Linked DNA regions of Homo sapiens: region 2 is linked to region 1. The links are chromatin loops, found by intact Hi-C in ENCODE. Cell type or tissue: natural killer cell. All regions are shown on one strand. Each heading gives the region's core, and the rest is flanking DNA. Links, peaks and the distances in the headings are about the cores only. Region 1 overlaps CDH13 (cadherin 13). Region 2 overlaps CDH13 (cadherin 13).

Region 1 (8,805 bases), core at 806-8,805:
CAATGAGCCGTTTGCTCCATCAGGATGAAAAGAGGCAAAGGAAACGGACAGCTGTATCCCTCCAGCATGAAACATCACACCGGCCCCTGGGCCACCATCACTCTCTCAAGAGCCCCTTTCCTTCACGGAGACCTGACCCACTTTGAAGTGGCCACTGCCATGTCCCCAGGAGGGGAGAAGGTGGTGGGTGTTTGGTTTGTTTTTATGACTTCTTCAATGAACTTAATAGTTTTTTTTTTTTGATAAAAGAAACTTAATGAATGTTAAATTATAATCAGTTATATACTTCAAAAGGCTCTTTACATCTTTGTTAACATCCACATATATTTTACTTGTATTGCCGGAACAAAATTGAAGCAGCAGCAGCAGACGTCTAAATAAAACGAGGGGGGAAAGAAAACCACCCGCCATGCTGAAAGCCCTACAAATCAAGCTGTTTTCATTTTTCTTTGCTCCCTTTCTGTCTTTGTTCATGTATATACATAATTTATGTCTGAAGCTGCTCTAGGGTCTTTGGTCCCAGGTATACAGTGAAAGGGCTTAAATATAACTCAACCTTCTGGAAGCTTCCCTCCTGGGCCCTAGGTTGTCATCTTTCTTTCACTTCATCTCTGGCCTCGGGCTGTTTCTGTTTTGCCAGGTCTTGCTCTGAATTTAATCCCTGTGCCTCTGTTAGATGGTTTGTGGATTGACTGACGTTCACCAACTGGTGCTCCCTCTTGGGTTTCCCCGCACGCCCCGGCAGGCACAGGAACGCCCATAGTGGGTGGTTTCAGCAGATGGCTGTTTTGATTGGTGGTTTCTCTGTCATATTTACATATGACATATTTTAAATACCACCCTTGACTTAACTCACTTTTAAGACCCAATTTCCATGCTCCCCACGTGTGATCATTTTACTTGCATCTGCCTGACCCATATTTATCTCCAGGTTCCTAATCTTACACAAACCAAGATACTCAATTTGTTGAGATTCCCTGGTTCCCGTGATTTCTGGGTCACATTTTCCCTCCCTCTCTTTTCTCAGCAGCTTCCTCTGAAACCCAAAACCTCAGCCAAACCACAGAATAAATGCAGTATTACTTTCTGCTTTTTAAAATTTATGTCATTTTCCCAGTGCTGCTGTTTTAAGCCTCCAAATTAGCTCATTTCCATTTTCCAGTGAGCAGATATGCCTCAACTTCTTAAGTATTCCCCTAAAGCAGTGGTTCTCAATGGGGAGTCACTTTCCCCCCTTTCCCTCCAGGAGACACTTGACAATGTCTGGAGACATTTTTGGATTTCACAGTGAGGATGGGGCTTCCAATGGCCTCTAGTGGGTAGAGGCCAGGGATGCTTCTGGACATCCTGCCATGCACAGGATAGCCTCACCACAATCTTCCTGCCCAAAGTGGCCACCATGCCATGGTGGAGAAACCCTTCCCTACTATTTAACGTTCAGAATTTCCCAGGTGTTTGTCATGACGTTTTCATGAGTCTCCTAGTCCATGTTACCCCCATTGTATTCCAGTGCCTCGCACAGTACCTGGCCTGTGGGTGGGTTCTTGTGGACGTGGTATTATATTTTGGGGGGATTCTTTATGAGAAATTCCCAATAGGGGAGTTATGTTCATGCATATGGATTATACATGTTTGAGTATATATTCTTTTCTGTTATTTATGGTTTTACGTTATTTTTTGTTCCAATTTCCATTTGAGAATGGACTGCTTGCTGCCATTTTTAAGGAATGTGCCAAGTACATGCAGACAGTGCCTAGACTCAACCAGAGTCCCGTGCTTCCGTAGCCTTGCTCCTGCTATTCCCCTCTCAATGGCAAGGCCGTCTTTCCAGGATTATGACCTATACCTATTCATGTGTGCTTATGAGTTACGTGTTTCTACCTTTGAGGTAATTTCCACAATGCTGCTGGCAAGCATTCTAAACCCAGTGTTGAATGAAGGGAGAGAGGAATAGTGGGACTAGGTTCCAATAGAGAAGTTCTGCCATCCGGATTCTAACTCAGGTGCTAAATCTTTAAAGGAGTCAAATCAACTATTGGGAACCAGCAGCAACTGTGCACTGTTTTCTTCTGGCATTACTTTCTGTATAATGGGAAGCATATTACCTGCCCCACATCCCTGGTGGCCTCCCTGCTCACAGCTTTTGTGAGCTAAGCCTGGGATGATGGCCAGGAGGGGATTAGAGTCAGCACAAGACATAGAGTCAGCTTTAGGAACTATGCTCACAATAGTCTGAGAAAATCCACCCCCTTGAGAACCTTCTTTAGGGCTATTTTATCTGAATATCAAGTGTCTAGTCAAAGTTACAGAATCTTCCATACATACCCACAAACAGGGAAAAATGTATGTTTTCTTCTATGGGCTTTTAAAATCTATCGACTTTGTACCAGGCACTGAGAATACAGAGAGAAACAAGACACTGGGCACACATTCAAATGAAGAGAGGTCACGGCAAACCATCATGGCAGCCACCATGTGCTGAGTGGGGTGCTAAGTTCTTTAGGTATAATTTAACCCACGCAACCACCCTTGGAGATCAGTACTATTTGACATAATTTTACAGATGTGAAAACTGAGGCACAGAGAGATTAAATATCTTGCCCAAGTTCATACAGCTAATAAGCAACGGAGGTGCAATTTATACCCAGGCAGCCTGACTCCAGTCTTAACCACTGAGCTACTTTCTCTCTTGAGACAGGTATGAAGAAAAGTAAGTATATTAAAATGTAACCATGATGGGATTTATCACAGGTATGCAAGGCTTGTTGAACATTTAAGAATCAATTGATGTTATCCAGCACATAAATGGGACAGCTAAATCTTTAAAGGAGTCAAATCAACTATTGGGAACCAGCAGTAACTGTGCACTGTTTTCTTCTGGCATTACTTTCTGTAAAATGGGAAGCATAATACCTGCCCCACATTCCTGGTGGCCTCCCTGCTCACAACTTTTGTGAGCTAAGCCTGGGATGATGACCAGGAGGCTCATATGCACATATCAATAGATATCACATGCACATATCAATAGATGCAGAAAAAGCACTTGGCAAAATCAATACTCATAATAACTCTCAACAAACTAGTAACAGACAGAAACTTCTTCAACTTAATAAAGAACAACTACAAAAAGCCTACAACTAACATCACACTTCATGGTAGGAAACTAGCTTTCCTGATAAGATCAGTAGCAAGGCAAGGATGTGCCCTCTTACCATTGTTTTTCAACATCGTCCTGGAAGTCCTAGCTAATGCAGTAAGATAAGAAAAGAAAACAAAGGTATAGTGATTGGAAAGTAAGAAACAAAACTTAGTTTGCAGATAAAATGATTATCTATGTAAGAAATCCAAAAAAATTGACAAACTCCAAGAATAAGTAATTATGCCAAGATTACAAGATACGAGGTTAATGTAAAAAAGCCAATCACTTTCCTATGTACCAGCAATGAATGAATGAAATCAGGAATTTAAAACACAATACAATTTACATTACCCTCCCCAAATTGGAATATTTACATATAAATCTAGCAAACTGTGTACATGAAATGTACAAAATACAGTAGTCTCTCTTTCTCCAAGGTTTGCTTTCTACAGTTTTACTCAACTGTGGTCAATCACAGTCTGAAAATATTAAATAGAAAAATTCCAAAAATAATTCATAAGTTTTAAATTACATGCTGTTCTGAGTTGCATGATGAAATCTTCTGTCATCCCACTCCATCCTGCCGGGAATGTGAATTATCATTTTCTTCAGTGTATCCATCCTGTCTATCTTACCCATCATCCATTAGTCACTCAGTAACCATCTTGGTTATCAGACTGACAGATTAAAAGAGAAGGGTGAGTGCGCTACAACAGATTTTGAGAGAGACAGCCCACATGCATGTAACTTTTATTACAACATATTGTCATAATTGTTCCATTTTATGGAGCAATTGTTGTTCATCTCTTACTGTGCCTCATTTATAAATTAAACTTTATCACAGGTATGTACAGGAAAAAAACATAATGTATGTAGGGCTTGGTACAATCCATAGTTTCAGGCATCCATTGGGTGTCTGGGAACTTATTCCCCATGAAAACTGGGGAACTACTGTATATATACAAGATCTATATGAGGAAACACAAATGTTTATAGCAGCTTTATTTGTAATCACCAAAACTTAGAAGCAACCAAGATATCCTTAAGTAGGTCAATGGATAAACTGTGATACATCCAGACAATGAAATATTATTCAATGCTAAAAAAAAAAAAAAAAAAGAGCTACCAAACCATAAGAAAACATGGAGGAAACTTCAATGCATGTTACCAAGTGAAGGAAGCTAATTTGAAAAGGCTACATACTATATTATTCCAACCATATGACATTCTGGGAAAGGCAAAGCTATGGAAATAGAAGAAAGATCGGTGGATTGCCAGGGGTTAGGGAGAAGGGAGTGGGTAGGCAAATAGGCAGAGCAAGTATTTTAGGGCTGTACAACTATTCTGTGTGATATCATAATGGTGGATACATGAATTTACACATTTGTCATGTATCCACCATACACCGTACAGCACCAAGAGTGAACCCTCATGTAAACTGTGAACTTTGAGTGATAATGATGTGTCAATGTAGAGTCATTGACTGTAACAAATGTACCATTCTGATGTGGGATGTTGATAGTGGGACAAGGCTGTGCATTTGTGGGGATAGGAGGTACTTGGGAAACTTCTGTACCTTCCACCAAATTTTGCTGTGAACTTAAACCTGCTCTAAAAAATAAGGTTTACTTGCTTTTTAAAAAATGCTACCAGGTGCCAACCTGTCTTCCTCTCTAGCCCCTCATCTCATCACCATCATTAACACACACACACACACACACACACGCACACCATTCAAATGCAACCAGGTGCACTCCAGCCTCTTTCTCCAGCCACACTGAGCCAGCTGCCATTCTCCTTCTACCCTGTGCCTTTGAACCACTGATTCTCTGCTTGAAGCCCCCACTCCCACACTGCCAGCTTTTGTTTGACTATCTTCAACATGATTTTCAGTCTCAGCTCATATGTCATCTTTTCACTGATAACTCTGTCCAAGGCAGATGCTCTTTCTCTGTACTTCCAAATCGAAATCAGAGTTCCTTTTGCTAGACCAGCATTTTCTGCCTTGCACGGTAACTCTCAGCTGAAGTTTCTGTCTCTCACACTGTCCTGAGACATGCCACTGGTTCAAGGGGCTGTCTAGGTGGTGCCAAACCTCATACAGATCCTGGCACATAGCAGGTGCCCACTAAAGGCTAGCTGAAATTTCAGGCACTTGAGTAGTGAGCCATGACCCGAAGGCATTGCTTCCTATCTGGGCGACCTTGCCTACTCTAAGCTTCAGTTTCCCCATTGTTAAAATGGGAAAGAATGATAATAAGGGCAATGCCTATTTCATTTGGTGGTTGTGAGGACTGAGTTAATATATATGTAAAATTAACAAATGTAAACAAGAAAAAAATAGCCTGTGGAGGAGGTAAGCTTCTGTAGGCTTCTTCTGAATTGCTTTGGCTTCCTCTGCTGCACATAAAAACAAATGATGTCACTGCCTTGCCCTCCCCCAACCCCACCAGTGGTTTCCCATCACTCTCAGCATCACACGCACACCCTCCCTGCAGCCTAATCTGCCTCCCTGATCTCATCTCCTACTCTTGGACCCGACACTGCGGTAGCCTCACTATTTCCTGCTTTAGGACTTTGCACTTGCTTTTTGCTCTTCCTGGCATACACTTTCCTTTTGAGATCCACATGGCCATCTCATCTACTTCAGAGAGATCTCAGTTGAAATGTCTCCTCTCCAGGACACCTCCCCTCACCCCCAACCCCTATCACAAGGAGCACCTTCGTCACACTTTACCCTTTTATGGTGCTTGATTGACCGGCTCATTGATTGCAACACTGATTACTAATGAATTTTCTTTACTGTTTGCCTCTGCCAATAAAGCAATAGCTCCATGAAGATAGGAACCTGGTTGTGCCCATTGCTATTTTCCTGGTGCTTGCGGGCATTCAGTAAATGTGTTGGGAAAATGAATGAATGTATGAACAGATGAATCCCCTGATACAATGGGAAAGGCAGGGAAATTATCTTGAGTTTCTTTTGGACTCCATCCTCCAGTTCTGGAAGCTTACCTGTACCCCAGAGCCAAGAGAATGACTAAAAGCATGAAATCTGGGACCACCAGCTCCACAGTTTATTTGCTATGGCTGTGGGCCTCAGCTACTTTGCCTGTATAATGGATCTAGTCACTCCATCTACCTCAGTAGTGTTGGGAGGGATGAAAGAACTGATACGAGGAAAGCCTTTAGCACAAGGCCAGGCACATACCTTTGTTAGCTGCTTCACGTGGTTAATACTATAACCTGAGAAGCTGCCCTCATCCTTTCTGTACCCACCTCTTCTGAATATGAAAAAAAAAAAAATCCTTATTTAAATCCATGGTTCCTTTGATGGTACAGCATTTGTATCTTTGCCCACGGCCCCATCCCCTAAGGATGTCTGCCCCCAAATAAAAGTTGTCAAACATTTTAAATGGTATTAAATTGTCCAGAAAATGGGAATGCCCAAAGCAGAGAGTCAGTCAATCAGGATTATTTGAGAGCTTCAAAAAGACAGAAGGAAGCCATTATTAGGTTTAAGAATATTGCATTCCACCTCCCACACAGCCTTTATCTAAATCTTCATTTAATTGGCAGCCTTCAGCACTGTCAGAATTGCATTCTGAGAACCAAGAGAAGTTTTCAAACATTCACACAATGTTATATGCTTGGCTCAAAACAACTCAAGGGGAAAGAACCATCTCTTCTGCAAGAGATTTGGGGATGCCCTAAAGCTGATGCTATGAGAGTTGGGAAACCGACCTTGAATAAGAAACCAAGACCACCATGTAAGTGTCAGCCAAAGACACTGTCCAGAGGTTTCAGGCAGAGAGACTCGGACCTGCTGTCTCCCCAGAATCTCTAGGTGACTCTCTAAGGGCAAGAATTCATCCTTTCTCTATCTCTCAGGACCTCCCCCACTGGCTGGTGCAGTGTAGGCCGGAAATAGATGTTTTTGCAATGACTAATGAGAATTTTTGCGGCTTTATGTCATAAGGGGAATCCTCTCTCAGGCCCATGTGTCTCTGCCTGAGTGATTCCAACCAGAAGCTGGGCTGGAAGAAACCTGATTTCTCCCTGTCCCTCCCTGTAACCCCGTACAGTTAATTAGCAAGTCTTATCTGTTGTGCTATATCTCATGATCTCTGTGGTATCTGTCCCCTTCTCTTCTCTCTCAGGGCCTTGAATGTGGTCTTCAGTCTTCTTCTCCGGAACTACTGCAAAAGGCATCTGTCTCCCATCCTGCGCCCCGGTGCAGGCACAAGCATGCTGATCATTGGAAAACCCAGATTTAAGAGCGTCTGTCACTGCTGCTGAAAAATCCCCCCTAGTTCCTGCGCCTCCAGGGTGAAATCCAAGTTTCTCAACATGACATGCACATCGTGTTTCTTAACCAATCCACCCCCTCCCTGGCTGCTCCCTCCTACCCCTGCAGCCCTGCACCTTGGCCTCCAGCCCCACAAGCAACTCTCAGCTTCCCCCAAGCATGAACTGCCAGCTCCCTCCACTCCATGTCTTTTCTTCTGCTGCTGGCTTTGTGCAGGTACATCCAGTCCCATTTTACTCAGTGCCTAATTTCTGTTGCTCCTTCAGGGCCCAAGTCAAATATATTCCCCAGAAGGCCTTCCTGGGTCCCTCTCTCTGTTCTCCTCCAAAGTTGGGCTGGTCTCTCCTCTGTATTTCCAACACACCTGAGGCTGAGCATACTTTTATTTATTTTTTTGTGTAAAATACACTAAGGCACTACAAAAAGGTGCAAAAGCCCAAGTATTCAGCTCAATGTTTTCCATGAGTTGCCACGTAACTGGCACTAAAATCAAGGAGAAACATTATCAGGTCCTCAGAAACCATCCACCCACCCCCTACCACCACCATGTCTTCTTCACAGACACTTGGAAAAACCGTTCAATAAGTATCTATCAAAGGTAAATTAACAAAATGGGTTTCCAAAGTGGTTGTACTCCCAAGCTCATTCACACTGAATGGACAATGTTGACTGCCTTGTCTGTTTACCCTTCTGAATTACAACATCCTGGGGTCACGGACTACCTTTTGGTCGCCTGTTTACCCCCAACTTCTACAAAGAGCCAGCACATGAATGAACGAATCAATGAATGAATGAGCTAATGAAGGAGTGGGATGAAGAACATACACTGTCAGTTTGAGCAACAGTTTTGATTTTCTTCTGGTCTTTGTTAAATGTGCCTCTCTCATTGGAACCCACAGTTACAGAAAGATTCTGGGATTCCCATCAGAACTCACAAAAGACCATAGGTCCACTAGAGATTGTCAGAGGAAAAATAAAAAGGCTTTAAAGGTCATTGGTTTTAACCAGAAAAAAAAAAAAAAAAACAATTCTAGGTAATGCAGGCCAGTTAAGTTGGTTTGACAGCCAACCTCAGCAGCAGCAGCAGCAGCAGCAGCAGCAGCTTCCAATATCTTTCTAGATTGGTTCATTTTCCAAGATCTGTAATTTTTAAATGAGGAGTAGGATCAAAGGTCAATCTCACTTCCTGGAGCAGAAGCTTAAGTATGGGCTGTAATCATATCACTGAGCAAACTTCAAAAGCTGCTGGTGCAGTGACAGCAACCACCTGTCTATCTTCAAACCAGATGAATGGCTTTTCTGATGCAATCAATCAGGATAGAAGATATATAACGAGAGGTCGTTCCTTATTTAACCAAGC
Region 2 (9,611 bases), core at 814-8,813, 280 kb before region 1:
CACATATTGGTTATTTGATTTATGGCTGCAATTCAGTGACGGAAAGGGTGATCTTCTCAATACATTTTGCGGCAGCAACTGGAAAAATCATACATCTTGACCTCTACCTCACACCATACACAAAATTAACTTAAGATGAAAATTAATCATGAAACCTACGAAAAGCAAGCTTTTAGAAAACCTAGTGGAGAATGTCTGTGACCTTGGGGTATGCAAATATTTCTTAAACAGGACACAAGAAGCAATAAGCCTGATAGGAAAAATAAATAATTAGCCTTCATTAAAATACAGAACATCTGTTTATCAAACGACACCATTAAGAAAGTGAAAGACAAGACACAAAGGGAAGAGACTTGTAATTCATGCATCTGACAGACTTATATTCAGGATATATGAAGAACTCCTTGAATTACCACTGAGGGAAGTTTCTTTTAAATGGAAGAGAACTGTTATATTCTGGAGAACAACTTCCTGGGTATGAATATAAGTGCTTGAGACTGGAACTCAATGAGGGAGCAAGAATATAGAATAATCATGCCATGTGATAGCCCCCATATACTGGGCAGAACATTAAGAGAAGGAGAGATGGGAACAGGGATGGAAAAAGAAAACTCGGAGGTGGTTAGAGATAGAGAGCTCGGTACAAGCAACAAAAGAAAATGTGCCTGGTGCCTGGAGGACATTTAAGAATAGCCGTGTTTAATATTCCACTGGGAGTTGATACAATCTCCAAATACAACTTTCTAGAATTTCAATAAAGTGTGCTATCCACACAATGCTTTATGTAAATTTTGGCGCACAAAGGAAAGGGAAGGGCTATTTTCTACACGTGGATTGTGCAATGTAAAGATGATGAAGCAAAACAACGAAATAAGCAGAAGCTGATCTTAGAGCTAGGAGGGGACCTTTGGTAGGTGAGCACCCACCCCCGTGAAATTCCAGAAATGTCATGGATATCACTGAGCATTCTCAAGGCACAGAACAGGGTTTTGGTCCAACGCTATCTAGATTTCACTGAATGGGAGATCCCAGTTGGCATGCAGTTAACATATTTTCATTGCTCTCTCCCAACTAAAACCTAAAATTCTTTGAGAGCAAACTATGTATAGGAGCCCCAAAATATTCAATGGTTAATGAATGAATAAATAAATGAATGTGGATGAACGGAATTTAGGCATTTTGTTCACTCTGGTCAGCTTTCAGAGCTTCCTGATCACTTTTCATCCAATCTCTCATTTTACTGGTGTCTTTTCATTTGACCATTTTCCTATCGTTTGCCAGAAGTTCCCCGTCATATGCTTGTTGTATTGTCCATCTACAAAGCAACATTTCAGCCCAAATGTGCACCTTCTCCATTTGGGGATGAGTTGCACTACAGCATACAGTGATTCAAACACATTTGCAAAATAATTACCCCTCTTTCATAACTGAGGCTTTTATCTGAATAAATGTTTCCCTAATAAAGCTTGCAGCTGGGTTGAGTTTGAGAAATACAACAATTAGGAGTCATGGGACAAGAGCTCAAATAAGGGTTCCCTTTAAACACCAGCATTTGCTTCCCACATCTCTGATTAGTAGGAATAGGGCCTGTATGTGCCTGCCAACACAGCACTGATTGGTAATCAAGTGGCCACAGTATGTGTGAGCAAAAGAAAATTAGAAAACAAACGTAGACGCTGATTAGTTTTCTACAAACATCTTGAAAGATGTATGAAGCAGGAACCAGCTAAGGTGAAGCAGGTAAGAAGAATCCAGCTCTCCTTGCTTTGCCAACTTTACCTGAACCAAATCTGGAAGTAAAAAAGAAACTATGGAACAAGGCATCAAACTGATTGCAAAACTCAAATCAATCTATGGAGTAATTAGTAAGGACAACAGCAACAACCACAATCATAACTGCTAAGGTTTGGACTCAACCTCACCACCGAGCAAAACAGTGATGTTTATTAGCTCATTCTGGTGTCATAATTACTCCCCGAGGTGACTGTTAATTTTTGCCGTCTCCATTTTACAGGTGGAAAAACTGAGATTCTGCAAGGGAATAATTTGCTCAAGGCAACGTATTCAAGTGACGGAACCAGGATTTATACTGATGTCTTCCTCTCCATATTTCAGGCTTTGCATTTGACCTACTGATATGGTTTGGCTGCGTCCCCAACCCAAATCTCATCTTGAATTAATAATTCCCACACGTTGTGGGAGGGACCTGGTGGGAAATAATTGAATCATGGGGGCACTTTCCCCCATACTGTTCTCATGGTAGTGAATAAGTCTCATGAAATCTGATGGTTTTATAAGGGGAAACCCCTTTCATTTGGTTCTCATTCTCTCCTGTCTGCTGCCACATGAGACACGATTTTGCTCCTCTTCACCTTCCACCATGATTGTGAGGGCTGTGAGTCCATCAAACCTCTTTTTCCTTATTACCCAGTCGAGGGCATGTCTTTATCAGCAGCGTGAAAACGTGCGAATATACCTATAGTGGAATGAAATATATTTGAACAAGCCAAGGGGTGACAAATATTATCAACAATATTATAAGCAGCATTAGAGAAATGGGTTTAAAAAATCCAGAGATTCAAGGATGTAAGGGTAACCTTTGCAGCTAGTGGGAACCGGTGAGGAGAAAGGACTTCTTAAAAACATCCATTCTGGAGAAGACAGCAAACAACCACACTAATAGAAGAGACCCACTGTTAACATTCAATTTTTACATTTGCTTCAGTTAGAATATCTAACCCATACTTGAAAGAGTGTACTTGGGGATCTCACCTGAGTATTCGCTTTAGGTATGTGCGTAATTATTCATTGTTCTGTCAACAGGCCTCCCTCCTTCCCTCCCTCCCTCCCTCCCTCTCTCCCTCTCCCTCCCTCTCCCTTGCTCCCTTTTATTTAATTTTTTTTGAGCTAAGGTCTTACTCTGTCACCCAGGCTGGAGTGCAATGGTGCCATCTCAGCTCACTGCAACCTCCGTCTCCCTGGCTCAAGCATTCCTTCTGTCTCAGCCTATTGAGTAGCTGGAACTACAGGTGCACACCAGCACACCTGGCTAATTTTTGTATTTCTAGTAGAACAGGGTTTCACCATGTTGCCCAGGCTGATCTCAAACCCCTGAGCTCAGGTGATCCATCTGCCTCAGCCTCTGAAATGTCTGGGATTGCAGGCGTGAGCCACTGCACCCAGCCTTGTGACCACTGCTTTCTAATGCCATTTTCCACACCAGAGGAGATGCTGTCAGTGTCTTGCCAAATTCCTCAGACTGCACCCCACTTCACTGTGCTCCAGACAACCTCCCATTGCAGGATGTGCAGTTCTGTGCCTGAAGGCTTTTCCCAGAACCACAGAAGATGAATCTTCCTGTGTATGTGGCAGGTGTGATGCCCCTCTGGTTGGAAGTGTTCCCAAATCAACACCCTTTTTCTGGGAGTAGTCCTCAACCAAGAGCACTGAAATAAGTACCTCCAGCTGAAGGGAACTCCCTCCCTCCTCAGGATGGATAACTCTGAAGTGTGTCTTCTACATTACTTCCAGAGTTTTCTTACAGGATTAAACTTTAGTTGCCTACCATAGCTTAATACTGCACCCTACGTTGACTCTCCTTTCTTTTTCCTTGTCTTGTGTGCAGTACTGATGCTTCCTGCACCTTTTAAATAAACTATACACACTCACATCCTTGTCTCTTCTCGAGGACTGCAATTAAGACACACACAAACCCATGTCATCTCATGTGTCCCCACTGGACCAGTGTCTTAGACTCTGGACAACGGTGGCCTCTCAGAAGGCCCCTGCTGATGCTGGGCAGTGCCATGCTGAGACATGTTTCTAATACCACAGACTCTTTACACTTCAGACACTCTGTCAAAAGCTCAGTATTGAAATTACCTCATTATCTCATCTAAGGCTGGCAGAGACCATTGATATTTGAGAGGGCTAATCTAAAAGAAACATTGATCATTTAATCTGCTCAGTTTACTGAGTTCTATTCCCGAATCAAGTCAAATCGCCAGGAAGCTTAGCGCTCTGTAGGAGTGCATTCACCTTATCACGATTCCTTTTCATGTCTTTACTGAGGTAAGATATACAATGTAACCAGGCAAAGGCTGTTTTTACACCTCTGGAAAAATAGCTGTTGAAAAAGCTATTGCCTGTGTAACTCAATGCCCTTTTCAGTAAAGGCTCTTAAGATACATTCTTCCCAGAAATAAATGCCAAGTGGAAAAAGTATTATCTTTCCGTTTTTTGGCGTGTTGTTGCTACCGCTGTTGCAGCTGCTTTTTCTTTTTCTTCTTCTTTCAATTAAACAATGAAAATTATGTAAGCTAACACAATTCCATTGTTACAGGGTTAAGTAAAAACTCAAAGTAAATTAAGTGTTACATTTGAATAACTATATCCAATTACTGTCCTTTTATATTATACGTCTTTAAAAATATTTTTACCTCCATCCAATTGTACTTTAATCAGCTGTTTAGAAATATTTAAAAAACAAATGTGATAGATATGATGAATAAACAACATTAAATCTACAAATCATCAGAATATAAGCTCTGCTATAAAATAGGTTATATGTGGACAAACAGATATTATGGACGCTTGATTCATGATGACCTACATTTGGTTCATAGAAAAAATGAAGTTCCTGCAGTTCAGAGATAACATAGGAAGGATCAACAGGTAACCTTCTGTTTGCAACAATATATCTGTTTGCAACTGGCTTGCAATAATATACATGTTTATTCATTCAGTCAGTCACAAATTTTGTGTGTCTGCTATGTGCTAGGTATGGCATTAAGGTTAGGAATAGATCTCTGAGAAAATATACAAATGCTGACTCTGTTCTCACGGAATTCGTGATTCAGCTAGACTGTGTGTGTGTGTGTGTGTGTGTCTGTGTGTGTGTGTGTGTGCATGTGTATGTGTGTGAGACACAGAGAGAGACACAGAGGGACAGAGAGACAAAGAAAAAATAGCTTCATTTAAAGATTGCCTCGCCCAACCTCCAATGAAAAGTAAAATAGCAACAAAGGGAAGTAAGGAAACAGCTTTGGAAACCTGATTGTGAATGTTTATGTATATCTGTGAGGCTAGCACCTAGCATGAGTCACGGCTTGTACTATAGCTGCATCAGAAAAAAAAGAAAAAGCAAAACAATGCAGCAGTAGCGTGACCACCCTATCAAGAGGGAACAGGCGTTTGTGGGTTTAGTTTAATGCTAGTTACTATTTCTATTTTCTTAAAACAGAATGGAGAGCTCTGCAGTTGCCCTCTGTTTAATGATGCATGAGGTCTTGACAAGAACCTAAACACCAGCCTGTGGTTTGTTTTGGTTGTGCTGATGTCGTGCTGAGGTCACAGCCCAGGACCATGACCCCAGAGGCCCTGATAAAGGAGTATCTCCACTCTTGGCACTACCATACCTTAGTCTTCAAAGGTGAACTCTGGGAGGAGTCCATGAAGATCTACAAGCAAATGGTTGGGCGAAGTGTACCTCCCCCACTCCCCACCTGTTCTTTCCCTAAACGCACACAAGACTAAGCAGTTGTGTGGGCAATGCACTCAAGTAGAGTTGATTCTACCTATTCTCACAGTGCTCGTCCAACATATGCCTTGGTCATTGGCATCCGTAGGTAGGACAAATGTTTCAATATGAACGTTACGATCTAAAGTAGCATCACCACTCGGGGGACTAGTTAGAAATGCAAATTCTCAGTCCTCATCCCTGAACTTCTGAGTTAAAAATGCTGAAGGTGGGGGGCCTACTGTTTTAATAAACCCTATAGATCAGCAGTCTTCCAACCTTTTCAGCACCAAGGACCAGTTTTGTGGAAGCTAATTTTTTCATGGGATGGGGAAAGTTGGTGGGTGGGGTGGATTCGGGTTGAAACTGTTCTACCTCAGATCATCAGGCATTACATTCTCATAAGGAGCACACAATCTAGATCCCTGGCATGTACAATTCACAATAGGGTTCACGTTCCTGATGATACAGGAGTTAAGAAGAAATTACACAGGCAGATGGTAAGGGCATGGGAATCCTTGGTAAGGCTTTTCTTTTTAATAAAAAGCAACCCCAAATAATTTTCTAACAAAGAAAATGTAAAGTTGAGCTGCAGACATAGACAAGCAAGCTGGAGACTTGCACAGGTGAATGCTGGCAGGAACTAAGGACTAGACATGTTCAAGATGGCAGCTCCGTCTTCCTTTCTCTGCCAGCCACATGTACAGTAAGAAGCAGACAAGATGGTGCCAATCAACTGGAAAGCCCATTTGCATAAGATTAGGGTGGGGTGACCAGCCTTGCCCATGCCCTGTGTAAACATCATACCTGACAGAACCAATGGGTGAGCACTATGCAAATCAGACACTGCCTCTTTAAACCTGACTATAAAATTCAGCACAGCTGCCACCCGCTGGTCTTTTTCTGCTCCAAGACCACTTCCTCTATAGAGGAAGCTGTTTCTCTTTCTCTTCTCTTCTACGTGTTAAACCTCCACTCCTAAACTCCTCGTGTGTGTCCATGACCTAAATTTTCCTGGTACACAACAAGAAACCCCAGGGTATATACCCCAGGCAACATAGCCACTTTCTATGAGACTCTAATGACACTACCAATCTGACAGGAGGTGGAGCTCAGGGGGTTATTGCTGACTCTCCTGCTGTGGTCCATAGCCCAGAGGTTGGGGACCCCTGCTATACGTGATTCTGATATACACTCAAGTTCGAGAATCACTGCTTAAGAATCAGTTTTCTGAAATGATTTCCAAGGTAGGTCCTTTTTACTTTTTTCTTTAAACCCCAATGCTAGGAAAACACGTTGGAAACCAGCTGCATCTCATTTATTCAAATAGCACACAGATCTTGAGACCAAAAAAGCTTCATGAAAACAGTTGTAACTATTTCACCATGTCATACGGTCTGGCTTTATGTCCCCACCCAAATCTCATCTTGAATTGTAATCCAAATCATAATCCCCACGTGTTGGGGGAGGGACCTCATGGGAGGTGATTAGGTCATGGGAGCCTTCCCCTCATGCTGTTCTCATGATAGTGAGTGAGTTCTCATGGGATCTAATGGCTTTATAAGGAGCTGTCTCTCCCTTCACTCTGCACTTCTCCATCTTGCTGCCATGTGAAGATGAACGTATTTGCTTCCCCATCCACCATCATTGTAAGTTCATGAGGCCTCCCCAACCCTGCAAAACTGTGAGTCAATTAAACCACTTTACTTTATAAATCACCCAGTCTCAGGTATGTCTTTGTAGCAGTGTGAGAATAGACTAATAAAGCAAATTGGTACCGAGGGAGCGGGGTGCTGCCGTAAGGATACCCAAAAATGTGGAAGTGACTTTGGAACTGTGTAACAGGCAGAGGTTGGAACAGTTTGGAGGACTCAGAAGAACACAGGAAAATGTGGTAAAGTTTGGAACTTACTAGATACTTGTTGAATGGCTTTGACCAAAATGCTGATGGTGATATGGACAATGAAGTCCAGGCTGAGGTGATCTCAGACAGAGATGAGGAACTTGTTGAGAACTGAAGCAAAGGTCACTCTTGCTATGCTTTAGCAAAGAGACTGATGGCATTTTGCCCTTGCCCTTGCCCTAGAGATCTGTGGAACTTAAACCTGAGAGAGATGATGTAGGGTATCTGGTGGAAGAAATTTCTAAGCAGCAAAGCTTGCAAGAGGAAGCAGAGCATATAAGTTTGGAAAATTTGCAACCTGACAATGCAATAGAAAAGAAAAACCCATGTTCTGGGGAGAAATTCAAGCCTGCTGCAGAAATTTGCATAAGTAACAAGGAGCTAAATGTTAATCACCAAGACAATGGGGAAATTGCAGGGCATGTCACAGATCTTCATGGTAGCCCCTGCCATCACAGGCCCTGAGGCCTAGATGGAAAAAATGGTTTTGTGGGCTGGAGCCAGGGCCCCCCAGCTGTGTGCAGCCTAAGGACTTAGTGCTCTGTGTCCCAGCTTCTCCAGCCATGGATAAAAGGGGCCAAGGTACAGCTCAGACTGTGGCTTCAGAGGGTGCAAGCCTCGAGCCTTGGCAGCTTCCATGTGGTGTTGAGCCTGCAGATGCACAGAAATCAAGAATTGGAGTTTGGGAACATCTGCCTAGACTTCAGAAGATGTATGGAAATGCCTGGATGTCCAGGCAGAAGTCTGCTGCAGGGGCAGAGCCCTCATGCAGAACCTCTGCTAGGGAAGTGCAGAAGGGGAATGTGGGATCAGAGCCACCACACATAGTCCCCACTGGGGCACTGCCTAGTTGAGCTGTGAGAAAAGGGCCACTGTCCTCCAGACCCCAGGATGGTAGATCCATGGACAGCTTGCACAGAGCACCTGGAAAAGTCATAGACGCTGCCAGCCCATGAAAGCAGCCAGGAGGAGGGCTGTACCCTGCAAAGCCACAGGGACAAAGCTGCCCAAGGCCATGGGAACACACTTCCTGCATCAATGTGACCTGGATGTGAGACACAGAGTCAAAGGAGATTATTTTGGAGCTTTAAGAGTTAATTACTGCCTTGTTGGATTTCAGACTTGCCCGGATCCTGTAGCCCCTATGTTTTGGCCAGTTTTTCCCATTTGGAATGAGCATATTTACCCAATGCCTGTATCTCCATTGTATCTAGGAAGTACCTAACTTGCTTTTGATTTTACAGGCTCATAGGTGGAAGGGACTTGCCTTGTCTCAAATCAGACTATGGACTTGGACTTTTGGGTTAATGCCAAAATGAGTTACGACTTTGGGAAACTGTTGGGAAGGCATAATTTTGTTTTGAAATGTGAGAAACATGAGATTTGAGAGGGGCAAGTGGCAGAATGCTATGGTCTGGTTCTGTGTCCCCACCCAAATCTCATCTTGAATGGTAATCTGAATTGTAATCCCCACGTGTTGGGGGAGGGACCTCATGAGTGGTGATTGGATCATGAGGGCAGTCTCCCCATGCTGTTCTCATGATAGTGAATGAGTTCTCCCAAAATCTGATAGTTTTATAGGGGGCTTTTCTCCCCTTTGCTCTGCACTTCTCTCTCCTGCTGCCATGTGAAGGACATATTTGCTTCCCCTTCGGCCATACTGTAACTTTCCTGAGGCCTCACCAGCCATGCAAAACCATGAATCAATTAAAACCTCTTTTCTTTATAAATGACCCAGTCTGAAGTATGTCTTCATGGCTGCATGAGAATGGACTAATACAACATGTAACTGCCAATATCACTCCCCCAACCCTGAATCATTTGATTCAGCCTTCCTAAAGATTCATGCAAACCCCTTTCTCAAAGATATGTCATAAAAATATAAAAAAATATGAAATTGGTAAGTCAATATACTGATATTAAAATTAAATTAAAATGCTAACCCTTGCTTTCATTTATGCCTCTACTAAATCATGGCTTCCCAATTTCTCTACTAGTAAACTTCATTCTCTACTAGTCAACTTCTCTACTAGTAAAGTTCATTGTTTAGAATCAAGTACGGAATCTTACATTTGTTCCTATTAAGTTAATCGTTCACACTTTAGGCCACCATTTCAGCATACCAAATTATTTTTCACTTCTGAATTTGTTATGAAAAGTATCAGTCAGAATGCCATCAGCATATCAAAT

What was found. A loop is a pair of places that touch in the nucleus more often than their neighbours do. Peaks named below come from ENCODE experiments on the same cell type or tissue, not always from the same donor. Only the 100,000 strongest peaks of a DNase experiment are listed, where the experiment ranks them.
Region 2: a loop joins it to region 1, with 5 times the contacts of the local background. A loop is called at or near these places in 2 of 110 quality-filtered maps.

What each region holds. Positions count from the first base shown.
Region 1 is chr16:82,652,372-82,661,176 of GRCh38, reverse strand. The region is part of intron 1 of CDH13 (cadherin 13); the gene reads right to left. Among named protein-coding and RNA genes, the nearest start is that of CDH13, 30 kb to the right of the region's middle. RefSeq lists silencers at 5,475-5,524, 5,459-5,753 and enhancers at 6,657-6,706, 6,947-6,996, 7,047-7,256, 7,078-7,577, 6,498-7,697. In natural killer cell, for the core only: no CTCF peak of the experiment used is centred there; DNase peaks (open chromatin) are centred at 5,286, 5,616, 7,116 and 7,416; H3K27ac peaks cover 3,648 bases.
Region 2 is chr16:82,932,716-82,942,326 of GRCh38, reverse strand. All of the region lies in intron 2 of CDH13 (cadherin 13), which reads right to left. Among named protein-coding and RNA genes, the nearest start is that of MIR8058, 250 kb to the right of the region's middle. In natural killer cell, for the core only: no CTCF peak of the experiment used is centred there; a DNase peak (open chromatin) is centred at 5,146; H3K27ac peaks cover 1,406 bases.